Regions from separate parts of the Homo sapiens genome. Here region 1 is linked to region 2. The links are chromatin loops, found by intact Hi-C in ENCODE. Cell type or tissue: Caco-2. All regions are shown on one strand. Each heading gives the region's core, and the rest is flanking DNA. Links, peaks and the distances in the headings are about the cores only. Region 1 overlaps ATP11AUN (ATP11A upstream neighbor lncRNA). Region 2 has its middle 29 kb from the start of TUBGCP3.

Region 1 (5,373 bases), core at 229-5,228, 54 kb before region 2:
GACCTGGATGCTGCCAACAGCCAGTAAGCTTGAAGGTGACCTTGACCTTCGGATGAGCACCTGGCCCCAGCAGCACCTTGACTTCAGCCTTGTGAGGCCCCGATGAGAGGACCCAGCTGGTCACATGCAGACTCTTGACCCATGGAAACGAAGAGTGAGAAACGTGTGTGGTTTTAAGCACCTAAACCTGGGATCATTTGCTATACAGCAAAAAGAAACTAATACAGGCGCCGGGCGCGGTGACTCACGCCTGTAATCCCAGCACTTTGGGAGGCCAAGGCGGGCAGATCACCAGAGCTCAGAAGTTTGAGACTAGCCTGCGCAACATGGTGAACCCCGTTTGTACTAAAAATAGAAAAATTAGCTGGGCATGGTGGCGGGTGCCTGTAATCCCAGCTACTCCAGAGGCTGAGACAGGAGAATAGCTTGAACCCGGCAGGTGGAGGTTGCAGTGAGTCGAGATTGCGCCACTGCACTCCAGCCTGAGCGACAGAGCAAGACTCTGTCTCAAAAAAGAAGAAAGAAAGAAGGAAGGAGGGAAGGAAGGAAGGAAGAAAGGAAGGAAGGAAGGAAGGAAGGAAGGAAGGAAACTCCATCTCAAAAAGGAGAAAGAAAGAAAAAAGCAAGCAAGAAAGAAGGAACGAAAGTCCATCTCAAAAAGGAGAAAGAAAGAAAAAGAGAAAGAGAAAGGAAAGAGAGAGAAAGAAAGAAAAAGAAATTCCATCTCAAAAAGGAGAAAGAAAGAGAGAGAAAGGAAAGAAAGGGAGAAAGAAAGAAAGAAAGAGACTCCATCTCAAAAGAAAAAAAAAAGAGAGAAAGAAACAAAGACAGGTATCCTGTGGCACATGGTGTGGCCTTCTCTGCTAGAGAGAGGGCTAGAACTGTAATTCTCTGATGCTATGATGGCCTCTTGCACTGCTTTTGTGAATTCCTTTGGTGGAGGGACGTTCACGTTGCCACCGTTTTTTGCAAAGCCCCACCCTGACAGTCATCCCTGTTGCAGGTGTGAGCCCCCCAGGCTGTGGGGCACTGGGACACGTCTCTTGGTGTCTTCCATGCCCTCCCTGTTCACCCCAGCTGCTCCCCTGACACGTCAACTGTGTATCACGTTCCCTCTGCCTGTGGAGGCTGGACTCAGCTTCCTCCTCTTGGTGGGGCCTGCTGGGGGATGTGGGATGGTTTCTGGGCTTCCATTTTTCCCAGCAGGCACCCGTGCCTGCCTCTAAAGCCTTGCTCTCCCTCCTGGAGGTGCCACTGTGCATGGCCTCAGATGGAGGATCGTTCCAACAGCCACTCGCCCCTTACTGCTTCAGGTGAGCGGCTCTCCCTCACGCACCCCTTCTTCGGCACCTGATACGGGAGGGGACCATTTGGTGTGGAACGGGCAAAGTATGGTCTTCGACTACAAGGAATGTGAGGAGAGAGGCTCCTCTTTCTGTTCCCTGGGACAGCCAGTGCGTGGTGTTAGACCAAAGCGCACGGATGTTATTCTTGGACCAGGGACCCAAAGGAATGATTGCAGCTCAGACAGCCAGACTTGCCTGCAGCTCCGGCCCCTCCACCTCTCTTGGTAATTTTCGGAGCCATTTCTAATCCTGGCTTTCTGGCCTCCTTCAATTCTTTGAGCTCCTGTATCCTTTCAGTTAATTCCCTCTGACTCTTAGATAGCATGATTTGGCCGGGCGCAGTAGCTCACACCTGTAATCCCAGCACTTTGGGAGGCCAAGATGGGCAGATCACCTGAAGTCAGGAGTTTGAGACCAGCCTGGCCAACATGATGAAACCCCATCTCTACTAAAAATACAAAAATCAGCTGGCGTGGTGGCAGGCGCCTGTAGTCCCAGCTACTCGGGAGGTTGAGGCAGGAGAATCGTTTGAACCCCGGAGGCGGAGGTTGCAGTGAGCCAAGATTGCACCACTGCACTCCAGCCTGGGCGACAGAGTGAGACTCTGTCTCCATAAAAAAAAAAAAAAAAAGCAATAGCATGATTTGTTTCAGTTGCTTATAACTGGGACCCCTGATGGATTCAGCTCTCCAGTGATAATGTATAACAGCCACCGCCACGTGTGTCTCATAAACATCTGTAGCATCCCTTGTGCACATAACGACTTGGACATGGGTCAGTGCCGCAGACCTGAGCCACACTGCTGGGGCTCAAGCCCTGGGTTTGCATGTACCAGCTGTGAGGCATGGGAAAGCTAGAGGAGCCCGCGGCCCCTTGTCTGTGAAACAGGGACAATGACAGTCCTCGCCTCACTGGATGACGGTGGGATTGCATGAATTCCTATACACAATGCTCTCGAAACGGTGTCAGAGGAGTATTTGCTATTATTTCTTCCTATTCTGTTTGACTATGGAAAATGATATTTTATTATTTCTCCAACTAAATTTTAAGAGGTTCTTTATTTTCATTCCCTCCAGCGCACCAAGCCTGGGCGGGGAGTACATGGTTCCGCACAGGTATCGGGGTCTGTGGCCTTGGTACCTCCCCAGCCAGAAGATCACATGCACCCCCGGATCTCACAGCCTCTTCAGGAGCGAGCCCTGGACAGCACTGTCAACAAGACGGGTGCTCTGTGGTTTCCCTGTTTTCTGTCAGAGAATGTTCTGGTTTCTGATGACTCCAACCTGCATGCAGATTACATCCCAGCAGGGAGTTGACGGCAACTGGAATCGTGCCAGCTTCACTTCTTACTGTGACCCGACAACCCTTGGCCTGCCCTCTAACCCTCTCCACTCCAAGGTCGTCTCTCAGCCTCAGTGGAGCAATCATGGCTTCTCCTCACAGCACAGGGCAACTTGGACCCGGTCTTGCTGCTCTCCTATCTGATCTGGGAACGAGGACTGTTAATCTATTAAGACTACATTCAGGGGGCTGGGTGCAGTGGCTCACTCCTGTGATCCCAGCACTTTGGGAGGCCGAGGCGGGTGGATCACCTAAGGTCAGGAGTTCGAGACCAGCCTGGCCAACATGGTGAAACCCTGTCTCTACTAAAAATACAAAATGAGCTGGGCATGGTGGTGCGTGCCTGTAATCTCAGCTACTTGGGAGGCTGAGGCAGGAGAATCGCTTGAACCCATGAAGCGGAGGTTGCAGTGAGCCTAGATCGTGCCACTACACTCCAGCCTGGGTGACAGAGCGAGACTCTTGTCTCAAAAAAAAAAAAAAGAAAAGAAAAAACTTGGCAATGACAGCACCAGGGCCTTCTCTGACAGGAGCCTGGAAGGAGAGTGAATTACCCAAGAAATGCAGCAGAGGCCGGGGTAGAACAAGGGCACCCAGGCAGGAGCCAGGGTGACCCCATCCACTCTCATGTCACTGGGAGCTGGGACAGTGGTGGCGCTGTCTTCAAAGCAAGGTGAGCTGGATGGAGGCTGGGATCCTCAGGACTTCCAGCCTGGGCTGCTGGCCTCTGCACTGTCTGTATGAGCGTGGATTTCATGTTCTTCTCCTAGTTTGGTCACATTGTTTTGAGTCATGTCACTCTCACCTGAAACTACAGTTAATAATAAACTGACCTGTTCTCCACACCCGACCGGTAACTTAGACTGCGTGAAATGGATTGTGTTTTCTGATCTCTCCTGTCATACAACTCGTATGGGCTGCAGACAAACGTGAATACATTATTAACAAACCAGCAGACTGCGTAGGGGAGAGCACAGATGGCTGCATATGTTAAGAGCTGGAGGCATTAATTATGCAGCATCCTCATCTTCTGGGGCTCACTCACATAATGACAGTACAAGTGTTTTTTCCTGGTAAATTTACTGACATTCTGTAAGGAAAGTAAAGCTTCAATGAGGATTTCTTAAACTCGAACCAATTTAACAAAATAAATACAACAAGTGAGGATTTTCTTTAAGGTTCTATTAAATGTTTTAATAAGCTTCCTTTTGGAAGGGGCCAATTAAATTAATTAATTACACCATGACATTAAAAAAAAACCTAATAATAGTTCTGGCCAAGTAGAATTTTACTTTTTTTTTTTTTTTTGACACGGAGTCTCACTCTGTCACCCAAGCTGCAGTGCAATGGCACGGTCTCGGGTTCCAGAGATTCTCCTGCCTCAGCCTCCTGAGTAGTTGGGATTACAGGAACCCACCACCACGCCTGGCTAATTTTTGTATTTTTAATAGAGATGGGGTTTCGCCATGTTAGTCAGGCTGGTATCGAACTCCTGACCTCAGGTAATTGGCCTGCCTCAGCCTCCCAAAGTGCTGGGATTACAGGTGTGAGCCACCATGCCTGGCCTAGAATTTTACTTGGATAAAAATATAAAATGATCAAAGGGAAGTATCCTATTGAGTATATGGAAATATTAAAAGATTAAAAACAGAGGGATCATAAACCAAATAAATAAGTTTAAATGGCTAAGTTTGATGTACTTTATAAAGGAATAGAGAAGATACTGAAAAACATGGAAACTTCCTTTTTGTAGATTGTGTGGTGTACAATAACGATGGGTGAGGCATTGGCGAGTAACAATGTGAGTTCGTTTGTCTCTTCATCTGTCCCTTCTCACATCTTCTCACTCAGCCCTGCCAGGCTCATCCCCTGTCCTGTGTGTGCCAGGCACAGCCCTTGGCCGAGTAAGGACGATGCAGGCTGGTGAGGGAGCCCCACCGTGGCCCCTGATCTTACAAAGGAGCCTGCGGCAACCCCCTGAGTTAGACGCTGGGGAAAAGTGACGGAGCCTCCTACGTGTGGCAGAGGCTTGAGACCCAGCCAGGAAGCGCTGGGAAGCCAATCCCCAGGAGAGTGACATCGGAACCGAGTTCTTAAAGAATTCATTGGGTTAATTACAGGTTAATTAGGGGAAGAGGAGAGGGACTGGATTTGTGAATTATTTATGTTCCGTAAGGAAGAATGACAGGGAAAACGGTGGCAACAACTTACATCTCTACATACCTGTTTGTTATGAGCGCGGACTGTTGGGTTTTTCCCTATTAATAAAATAAAATCAGTAAATATTTCACTAGATGTTTTGTGATAGACTTGGATTAAATGAAAAGTTAATGGGTTCTGATTTGTGTAAAATTTACCAATAGCTTTAGACCCCAATCATGAACTGGGGCTAACCTGCCTCAAAAAGAACAAGGAAAAGGTGGCATGGTTTCTCTTTTGATTTAGAAATCTCTGAATTTTCTGATAATGTGTATTACTCCTCTAAAAACATCTTCCAATATTAAATTTTATTTAAAAGTTACATAATTTTTTTTTTTTGAGACAGAATCTCACTCTGTTGCCCAGACTGGAGTGCAGTGGCGTGATCTCGGCTCACTGCAACCTCTGCCTCCCAGGTTCAAGCGATTCTCCTGCCTCAGCCTCCCAAGTAGCTGGGATTACGGGTGTTATGCACCACCATGCTGGA
Region 2 (5,373 bases), core at 295-5,294:
CCGTTAGGGATGTTATTAAGCTAAAAGAATTTGGTAACACCCCCAGGTGCCCTATAGAGGCCTCCAATTGGCTACATCCTATTGCCCCACGACCAATCAGAGGCTGAAGTGGAGGCAGCTCATGGCCAATCAGAGGCTGAAGTGGAGACAGTCTCGTTATTTCAGGAGTGAGGCTGTGGCCTGAGTGCTGCCTGATCCTGCCCAGAACTGGCTGCACCTGCTGTTCTTTTGCTTCTGCCTTATCCCTTGGCTACCCTCATTCCCTGTTCTCCTGCCACACGTGGGCCTCTTTTCCTCATCTTTAAAGTGGGGATAATAATAGTGCCTACCTCACTGGATTGTCAGGAGATCGGCAATCAAATAGGTTGGCATATGTAATATACTTAAATTTGGTACACAAGACATGCCTAGTTATTACGACTACCTGTGCATTCTAAAATAGAAGAGAATCTTTATTCTTTACCTTTCAGCAATAAAGAATACGGAATCATTAATGCAAATGTATCCCTTACAATGTATCTCATAAAAATATAGACAGAACAGAATGTGATATGAATTTTAATTTATTCCATTTCCTAAACCCCAAACGTTCATGGTTTAGGAAAAACGGGCTGGTGTTGGAAGCATGCACAGCAGGACGAACCCAGCATTCTGCTCAAAGTGGCCGAGTCCCCACGTGCCAACCAGGGTCAAAAGGAATCTTAGGAACAATAACAGTAGAAACCATTAGTAGGTGTCACAACCGGCCAGGCGCTGTGGCTCACACCTGTAATCCCAGCACTTTGGGAGGCCGAGGCAGGCGAGTCACTTGAGGTCAGGAGTTCAAGACCAGCCTGGCCAACATAGCAAAACCCTGTCTCTACTCAAAATACAAAAATTTGCCAGGCGTGATGGCAGGTGCCTGTAATCCCAGCTACTCGGGTGGCTGAGGCACGAGAATTGCTTGAACCCGGGTGGCAGAGTTTGCAGTGAGACGAGATCTCTCCACTGCACTCCAGCCTGGGCAACAGAGTGAGAGTGAGTGAGACTCCATCTCGAAACAAACAAAAAGAATTTGTCACAACCTTGAGACACAAAACTTTATAGGTGAGGATACTCAAGTTCAGGAAGATTGAGGAACTCCCCCAGGATGAAACAGCTACAATGTGGTGAACTTGGACTTCTGCTGACCGGCATCCGGCCTCAGGCCCCTTGCTCTTCTCATTGCCGAGGACCGAGAGGCCAGGGGCAGCTGGGTCCAGGGAGATGCCACCTGCCCTCCTGTTGTAGCTGCCACTTGCTGTCTCTGCGCAGCTTGGGATGACGTCGCTGTGTCCAGGCCCCCAAGAGGGAGCGCAGGTGAGCTCAAGAGCTTCGAGAGGACCCTCCCAGGGCTCAGCGTCTCGATAGCTTCCTCTCAAGGCCTGAGTTAACACGGAGTAGGAGCTCAGAAATTATTTACTGGCTGATTAGACAGTTCTTGAGTTTATGTCTTAGTAGAGATGCAACGGGTCTCTACCAAGAGAATTTACAAAAAGAGTAGAGTCTGTAATGAGGGGTGGGGAGAAGCGTGGTGCTGGGGGCTGGGCTAGTTCACGGACTCATGGGTGACCCCACACTATAGCATGTCCTGTGAAAGAGGACCTCTCCATGAATTTCTCCCCTGTGGAAAGGCTGAGGCCCTGGGACGATTATGTCCAGGGAAGACAGCGAACGGGCACTGAGTGGCGGCCTCTGGGCTGCAGTCTCAGCGGGCGTGGGCGTGGCATGTGTCCAGGTCTCAGGCGGGCCATCTTGTAGCCCAGCAGAGTCCAAGGGTCAATGCTGTCTGCAGGACAGGGACCTCTGTCTCCCAGGGGCCTCTGCTGTGACCTGGCCGGGGGTCTCCTGCTCTCTCCTTCTCTTCTGATCTGTTTCAGCTCTGGATGGGTCACTGGGCCCTGGAGGGAGGGGGTGCCCCAGGTCTTGCTGCGTTCACCTTCATCTTGAAGCCCGAGAGAGCAGCACGCATTTGGAGCAGGACTGGTGTCCACATTCAGCCCCGTCTGTGGCCAGACAGGCGCCTCCCAACAAAGACAGACGGACAGTGTAACTCCAGCCACCAGGTGTGAACCCCCGAGTGGACTGACAAAGCCGCCTCCCAGCCCACGGGAGAGAGAGGCTCTGCACCTTGACCTGGTGAAGAATAAGGGGCCATAAACCATGGGATTCCTCTTGGAGTCCCTTGGGGAGGGAGCTTCTGGCAGAGACGATTCTTCCGGATAGGTTTGATGTATTCCAGTCTCACATTGCAGTAAGAATTGATTGCAGGGGAAGAAGATGGAACCACCTTCCCTAAAGGTCTTTAACGACAGAACTGGTTTCTACCTGTGTTGGGTCAGTTAATTGGGTCCTGCCTGAAGGGAAGAAAAGGAATCAGGGCATCGCCCAGGTTCCTCCTAGTCCTGTGCTTGTGTGACCTGAAATAAAGAGGGTTTTCTGCATCTAGAAAACTGAGTGGATGGGCTTAGCTGGGTCTCAGATGTAATCTGTTTGCATGTGTCGTGGGAGGTAATTTAAATTATCGAAAATACTTTGTATCTGATGTCTTTTAAACACCAATTTATGAGCACAGCAAGAACAAAATGCTTTAGGCCATCCAAAGCGGTACTAAAGACACAATACCACACTTATGTGTCAATGGAAAAACCAAACTCTGCAAAATACTTAAAGAGGTTTATTCTCAGCAAATATGAGTGACTGCAGCCCAGGGAAACACAGGCTTTAGAATCCTGACCCAGTGCTCCCAAGGCAGACAGTTTGTAACTGCCTCACACATTTCCAGGACGTGTGACCCCTACAGGCAAAGTCGCAGATTGACACATGGAGGTTATGCGTTGGCTTGGCCAAAAAGGCAGGAAGTCTTGAAGCAGGGATTTCCAGGTCCTAGGTGGATTCCGAGATTCTTAATTTTGAAATTGTTTGAAGGAGCAAGGCTTTGTCTAAAACTTGGGATCAACAGAAAGGAATGTCCAACTTTTGACTTTACTATGTGTTAGTTAAGATAAGAAAGTTTGCTAGCCTTGCCAGAGCAAGCCACAGTTCCCGGGGTCAGGGTGACCTCTTAGCAAGGTTGATGGTCTGCAGATGCACCTGTTGCCAGGCCCCTTAGGAAGGAATCTGGAGGGCAAAGGGTGGTCAAAGCTTAGTGCTCATTGTCATACTCCAGGACAAACCAGGGTACGTCCCCTGCAGAGGTGCCAGGAACAGTTCCAGGCATGCACCTCCAGGCACGCACCTCCAGGCACGGAGGAAGCGAGAAAAATACTGCCAGACGACCAATTGCTATGGTCATTTCTGGGGGAAAAAAAGTAGACGAGAGATGGATTTACCAAGCGAAATAGGAAGGCTTTGAGGGCAACATTGAGTTCTGTAGAGTCAGGAGGACCTCAGGCTCGTCACCAAACCCAGATCCCAGCACCTGGGGGACCTCTCTTTAATTTGGAAGAGGAAAATCCACTACTTTTCAAAGAAAGCACTGAGCTTTTATAATAAGTAAATTAATGAAACTCCTAATGCTGTAATTAATAACAGGAAGAATTAAAAGGATTAAATAAATTCGTTGTTGTTGGAGAGAAAGTACCCTTGAGGACAGCTGGGACTTTTAACTGTCTGCTGTCAGCTCTGGCACCACTGGATCACTCCCGAATGCGGTGTTTGTACCATGATTGTAAGATCCCAGCATCCGGAGCTGGGGTGACTGTGAGTGACTGCGGCGATAACTCTGAGCCCTGCAAAGAGGGGCTGGATCACTCCCGAATGCAGTGTTTGTACCGTGATTGTAAGATCCCGGCACCTGGAGCTGGGGGGACTGTGAGTGACCGCGGCGATAACTCTGAGGCCCTGCAAAGAGGGGCTGGCCACCAACTGCATGGAAACTGCATGCATCTGACAGGTCGATGCTCTTTTCAATGGGAAGAAATAGCCATTTGCAAGTTATTGGTTTTATGCCAAACACATGAATATCACACATCACTTGTGTTATTTCACAAAAGCCAAACTTAGGGAGTAAAAGTATCTTTTCTTAGCCTTATAAAATGCTGAAGAATGCCTCCTATTTGGCCCCTTCTCTGAATATTTATGATTCACTGAAGGTCTTTCCCCTAAGTGCCTTTTGAATCACATTTAATAAGTCTTCATTTATTTATTCATAGCAAACATTTATTGAATGGCAATATATCGATGCTGGGATATAGGTATTAATAAAGCATGGCCTCCACCCTCAGGGAGCTCAGAGTCAAATGGATGAATCACATGAGAGTGGTGAGGTTCTGTGCTGAGCCTGCCCGCACTGCCCCGCCTTGCCCCGGGCACACCCACTGAGGGCCACTGCTGCAAGTACCTGGGCTCCTTCCTGAGGGCTCCCTCCGGCTGCCAAGGTCCATCCAGCCTATGAGGCTGGTGGGGCAAAGGGAGTGGGGTTAGCACCCCTGGGAGCAGCCCACAGACTTGGTGGATGATTACCCAGCATCCAAGTCACCAGCAGGTCGGAGGGATGAAGATACACAGAAGCCAAACAGTGCCCCGATGGAAGCTGGAAACCTGCCATTTAAGGGATAGTCGACAGGAGGAACCATTCGTCAATTAGTTTTATTAAACCAGGAAAGAGTGGTGTTCCTGACACCAAGAACAGAGAGTTTCCAAAGTGGTCATTGTCCAGTGCTGGGGAGAGCTCAGGTAGGATGAAAATTCAACACAGACTTTTGACCGGGCACCAAGGAGCTTACGGTGACCTCAGACAGGCCAGCAGAGCAGCTCTTTGAAGGGATATGGAAGGAATCAGGGCTAGGAACGCGTGGTAACCCTCTGTCTACTAAAAATACAAAAATTAGCCAGGCATAGCGGTACATGCCTGTAATCCCAGCTACTCAGGAGGCCGAGGCAGGAGGATCACTTGAATCTGGAATGTGGAGGTTGCAGTGAGTGCAGGTTGCATCATTGCACTTTAGCCTGGGTGACAACAAAGTGAGACTGTCTCACAAAAAACAAAAAACAAAAAAACAAAAACATTGAGGGGAGGTTGGAGACAGGGCCCACTGGGGCCAGGGATGGGGTGAGGTGTCCTCTACGGAGCCCAAATGTGATATCTTGGGGCGCCACACAGCAGGTGCACATAGAGAAGAAGCATTTAGGTTCTTCCTCAGTGCAACATGATTCAGAGATCAGGAGGAAGAACGGAGATCCACAGGTGGTCAAGAACAAGCTCCATAAAGAAGAAAAGGAGCAGGGGCGGGAGCTCAAAGCTGGGGCAGACCCAGGGCTGAGACAGCAGGTGGGTCTCTGTGACCCCAGGAGATGAAACCTTGGATTCAAAGCCTTTGAGGACTTCTCAAAAACACCTGCCTTGAGTTCAAC

What was found. Peaks named below come from ENCODE experiments on the same cell type or tissue, not always from the same donor. Only the 100,000 strongest peaks of a DNase experiment are listed, where the experiment ranks them.
Region 1: a loop joins it to region 2, with 2.5 times the contacts of the local background. A loop is called at or near these places in 2 of 110 quality-filtered maps.

What each region holds. Positions count from the first base shown.
Region 1 is chr13:112,668,373-112,673,745 of GRCh38, reverse strand. The region is part of intron 1 of ATP11AUN (ATP11A upstream neighbor lncRNA); the gene reads right to left. Among named protein-coding and RNA genes, the nearest start is that of ATP11A, 19 kb to the left of the region's middle. RefSeq lists a silencer at 4,537-4,831. In Caco-2, for the core only: no CTCF peak of the experiment used is centred there; a DNase peak (open chromatin) is centred at 3,325.
Region 2 is chr13:112,614,606-112,619,978 of GRCh38, reverse strand. No RefSeq gene overlaps it. Among named protein-coding and RNA genes, the nearest start is that of TUBGCP3, 29 kb to the right of the region's middle. RefSeq lists an enhancer at 1,843-2,343. In Caco-2, for the core only: a CTCF peak has its summit at 2,797 (motif pointing left); a DNase peak (open chromatin) is centred at 2,817.